Linked DNA regions of Homo sapiens: region 2 is linked to region 1. A link is a loop called in an ENCODE intact Hi-C map of the cell type or tissue named here. Cell type or tissue: ovary. All regions are shown on one strand.

Region 1 (2,500 bases):
AACAACAACAAAAAAGTATTGAAGCCTACCTTAAATTTCATCTAGGGACAAAAGGAGGAACTAGCCCACCAAGCAGGTTTAAAGGGAGTGTCGGACACAAAAATGACATGCCCCATATTGCAGTCTAGAAGGAACAACACGGTGAATTGTCTACTGCAGGTAAGCCAGGGGTGTTACAGGCGTCCTGAAAGGATACAGCGCAGGGTGCTGCAGCCAGGCAGTAAACAGTTGTATTTCTCTTTTCTCCACTGTCCTAAAGAGACTGCCCTGGGTGGCCCCTGCCTCGATTAGGTCACCAGATAGTTGCATTTGCCCTCCTCTGCCAACTCCCTAAGGTCAGGGTGGTGGCGTGCGGATTCCTAGCAGACTGCACAAGGTCTGAGGAAGGCTGGGTGGTGGACACACAGTTGATTAGTGATAGGAACCATGGTGGAGGCTTGTCAAAAGTCAACAGAAAGACAGACCAGCAGGGGTTGCCTGATTCTACGTGGAGCCCTGAGGCTGGGACTCAGCAAGAGCGGCAGGAGGGGACTGAGCGTGCTTTTAAGGACTGTTCAGAGAGCAAGGGGACCCAAAGGGAGAAGGAAGTGCACACCCTGACACAGAGAGTGAGGTGGAGACCCCAGCCGTGTCACAGAGCAGCGTGGGCTGGAGACTAAGCGCGGGGTGCAAGGGCTTCATGCGCCCTAGGGAGGAGGTCACTGTGGGCAAGAGGTGGAGTGGGGTGTATGGAACAGCCAGGCACTCGCAATGAGTCCATCTCTCAGTTCACCCCGGTCAGCCCTAGACTTCTGGGCTAGCCCAGCCGCTCCTTGCGTCCTGGGATGGGCTGCAGGCCTGCGAGTGGCAGGCGCAGCCCGGCTGCAGGAGCGCGGCTGGGGCTGGCCGCTCTCGCTGCCCTCTCTCCGGAACTGTTTTTTTCTGTCCTGGTCTCTGAAAGCCTTATTGATTGCTCAAAGTGAACTTCTCAGCCCACGGTTTCCTCACCCCCGGGGCAGCTTGCATTTCCTCTGCCGCGGCCTCTGTCGCCTCCCCTCCCGCGCGCCTCGGCCTTTTACATTTCAAATGCTCGACAGCTGGGCCAACTTCTGCTTCCGCCCAAAGAAGGGCTCTTTGCCGCTCACAATGGCCGGCCAGTGGCGCGGGGGCTCTTTTCTCTCCAGCTGTGAGAGAGGCTTTTTCAAAGGCCGGGGGGAAGCTGCCGTCCAGCTGCGCGCCTGGCCGCGGGGGCCCTGCATGCTAATCAGCGGCGCGCAGAGCCGGGCTCCGTGGGGCCGCGCAGATGCGCCCTCTCCGCCCGCAGAGCCTTCCGGGCAGGTGAGGCCAGGCCGGCCGGGCGTCACCGCAGGTGTGCACTCCGCGCGCGCACTCAGCTCGCTTTGGTGTTTCTCCAGGCCCTCAGGGCCCACCACTCCTAGTCCCAGCCCACAGGTCTGCCCGAGTCTCCGCCCAGGAATGTGGTCCTGACGCAGGGTGCTGGAACCAGGCTTCTGTATGCACTAGAGAAATGCCCTTGGCTCTATGACGGTGACCACAGAACCTGGACACACTGGGTGGGGGCGGGGGCCGGGGGTGGTGGTGGAGTCCTGATCCTGGCCACAGCCAGATGATTTTTGGAATAACCCGGCTTCAACTTGTTCATCACAGTTTATTCCCAGTTGAGTGCTTTTGTTCACCCTGGTCTTTATTTTGGGAGAATCTTCTGCTTTGTACCATGAGCGTCACTGCCTGTGGAAACCCTCTCCATCTGTGAAGTCCTCTTTCATATGGCCTGGCCGTCCATCCCCGCAGGCATTCCAAACGTCTTCTCTTTGGAGCACCGTGTTATTTCACCGTGGTATTTTGCTTGTCTTTAATAAGAATACCAAAGATACATAGTAATTGAGGCTTCACTAAGTTCCAGGTGCTAAAACCTGTCACATGCATTAATCTCATCGGGGTTGGTACAGTCCCTCAACACTGGAATTGTACAATCGTCATTTTATATGCTGGGGACCAGGGCACAGAGGCTGAGTGCTGGCAGGGCCATGGCTACCATGGCTAGATGCCCCGCAGCCCCCCGCCCCCACCCCCACACTGCCTTGTGTAGGTGTCCTCTCTATGTGTCTGATGGCTTTCCTGGGACTGGAATCTCCTTTAGGACTGGACTCTAGCATCTTTCCTCTTGGTGATCCGTAAAGGGCCCGCCTTGCAGACACAAGGGATAAAGGAGATGGAAAAGTGGCATCCGGAAATATCCTGAGCACCCACACTGCCACCTGCAGTAGGATCATCCCTGTCACACATGTGACTTCACCCACGCGGCCACCCACAAGGAGAGTTCTTAACTTCACCATTTTTTTAAATGATAAACATTAGATTTTGGGTGTACTGGACAGTAGAAAACAAAAATGTATATAACAGCTCCCGTTACTTATTATGGCTACTTGTATTGATGTGGCTCATGGGCTGCTCTCAGAGTGGATTTCTTCAAGGCGTGATGGACATGAGCTCCAGCTTC
Region 2 (2,500 bases), 1.3 Mb after region 1:
CATTATAAGTAGAATGGCGTGTGTACTTCCACGTATATGATTATGCCACTTCTTGGAATGTGGTCTTAGTTTTAAGTTAATTCTCCACCTAGGGACAACGCTGTAAGTTTTATTTTACAAACATAATCTTCTAAATAAGCTCTAAATAAGTTTCATCAGTTCTGAGAGAAAGTTCTTAAGCACACAATTCTTCAATATTTGATGTTTCAAAAATCCTATGGAAGCAAGTTAGGCAGAGAAAAGGACAAGGCCATTCTTAATGTTGTAATTTTACCAGAGTTCGCCAAAGCCTCCCAGGGGAGGAAAAAAAAAAGACTTCTAAAAAATGTCAACTGAAACTTTAATTGCCTGAAGTAAAATATTTTAAAGAGTGAAAATTTCAAGTTTAAATTTAATCCAAACCAGTTAAGTTGATTCAATCTAAAAATATCTTGACTGGGAAGGAAATTTTTGGACAAGTTTGTCAAGTCCTGGCTTTGTACCTGACAATGACTTTTAGAGAATCATCCCCAAACAAGTAGACGCCCTTGAGTGCTCTCCCTGCAAACCGCGTTTGCTGCAGGGCAATGCCAGCTCACACAGGCCAAGGGGTAAAAAGCAGGACTCTTCCTGCTAATTATTTTTGTTGTATCATCTATTGTCTACAGGAACAAAACATCCACCCTAGCGAGCTGCTCCTGCAAAAACGGGGACACCTCTTGCCACTGAAAGTCTCTGACGTGTCGATGGAGTTACACTGATGTATTAATTTATTCGGCAAACATGCATGGGACTACGCCAGGCGTGGCTCTAGGTGCTGCCGACACTGGGATGAAACAGCCGGGATCCCTGCCCCTGTGGAACTTGCATTCCAGCAATGGGAGACAGACCATGAGTGTGTCTCATATGCATTCGAAGACAAATAAAGCAGGGAAAAAGAGGAGACAGAACCTAGGTGACCAGTTATGAAGTATGAAGGTGTTGTCTTCTGTCCTCAACCTCCGGTCGCCGGGACCCTGCAGAGCTCAGCCGACTCCGGGTTAGCATGGCCAGTTGGGGGCGTGAGAGAGCAGCCGCAGCGGGGCGGCGGGAGGATGGGAGCGGCCGCAGCCCGTGTGCTTCCCGGGGACTTCCCGTCCACCTGGGGGTCCCAGCAGCCCCGCCCAGCACTTCTTCACCCTGGCCTCCCTGTGGCTGCGCCTGAATCCAGACCGCGCTTTTCCCCACACTCAGAGGACCAGCCTGATGGCCCCCGTCCCTGAGCCTGCGGCCCCTGCATAGAGGCTCTACGTCCCAGGCACAGGGACCCTCCTCCAGCTTCTGAGCTTCAGTCACTCCCGCCTTTCCCCTCTGCTCCCTCATCCTGGGGGGCATGCTGCCTGCGGCACTGCCTCGGTGACAGCTTGGAGTGCTGTCTGTTCAGCTCCCCAGTTAACACATTCTAGCTAGTTAGCAAGCTTACTCTCTCTCTGAGAGCTCGGGGGGTTTCTGTCTCCTGACGGGGCCCTGACTGGTACCCCAGGCTCCATGAGAGCACCGTGGACAACAGGAGCAGCCGAACACGCAGAATCTGCGGGAAGGGGAATCGGGCAGTGGGTGCGGCCCGTGCAAAGGCCCGGCGGCAGCAGCCATCCAGGGAAGTCCCACCTGAAGGCAGTGAGGGGCGGTGGGAGTGGTGACGGGGAGGGGGTGGAGGGGGCTGGGAGCTGGTGGGGGGCTGATGGGGGGCGGTGGGGGCAGTGGGGGCTGGCGGGGAGTGGGGGAGGGCTGGTGGGAAGTGGTGGGGGCTGATGGGGGGCAGGGGAGGGGGCTGGGGGGTGGTGGGACGGTGGGGGATGGTACGGGGGTGGGGGAGAGCTGTTGGGGGGAGGTGGGGGGATGGGGGCTGGTGGGGGAGAGGGCTGGGGGAGAGCGGTGGGTGGTGGGGGAGCGGTGGGGCATGGTGGGGGACAGTGGGCCGGAGCAAGGCAGCCAGGGGCCCAGTGCGAGGAGAGGAGAACGGACAGGATGGGGGAGGCCCATCACACCCAGCCTCACAGGCCGCGCTAAGAGCTTTGGCCTTTACTTTGTGTAAACTGGGACCTTGGAGAGCTTTGCGCAGGAGAGTGATGGAACCAAACTATTTAGCAGCCACATTTCTTTTAATGTTTCTCGTTTATAGGTTACACATTTGTTGTTATTATTATTGATTTAATAATACTGTGTCAAGATAAAGTTGTCAAAATCACGGCACCCAAACTTCACATTATAAAATTTTAATCACAACCTGTTTTATCACAATCGCTTTGCAGCAACGGAAATTATTCGTAGTAATTATTAAGTTGGTGCAAAATTATTTGTGGTTTTTGCCATCACTTTTAATGGCAAACGCCGCAAATAATTTTGCACCAACCTAAATATTATAACTAAGGAAACGAATAGAATGGTGTGCATCAGAGGTACCTCCGCCAGTGCTTACCCCGTTTGTTATAGAGGGACGGGTTGTCCCTGCTGCTTTTTTATGGAGCGCTATATCAAAAGG

The links. A loop is a pair of places that touch in the nucleus more often than their neighbours do. Peaks named below come from ENCODE experiments on the same cell type or tissue, not always from the same donor. Only the 100,000 strongest peaks of a DNase experiment are listed, where the experiment ranks them.
Region 2: a loop joins it to region 1, with 5 times the contacts of the local background. A loop is called at or near these places in 100 of 110 quality-filtered maps.

What each region holds. Positions count from the first base shown.
Region 1 is chr2:7,430,135-7,432,634 of GRCh38, forward strand. It overlaps LOC100506274 (a long non-coding RNA gene), which reads left to right. Exons shown (of 6, transcript NR_038432.1): 4 at 46-159. Among named protein-coding and RNA genes, the nearest start is that of LINC01871, 290 kb to the right of the region's middle. RefSeq lists enhancers at 1-685, 686-1,419. In ovary, no CTCF peak of the experiment used is centred here; a DNase peak (open chromatin) is centred at 1,047; H3K4me3 peaks cover 626 bases.
Region 2 is chr2:8,692,402-8,694,901 of GRCh38, forward strand. No RefSeq gene overlaps it. Among named protein-coding and RNA genes, the nearest start is that of ID2, 12 kb to the left of the region's middle. In ovary, a CTCF peak has its summit at 1,048 (motif pointing right); a DNase peak (open chromatin) is centred at 1,020; H3K4me3 peaks cover 257 bases.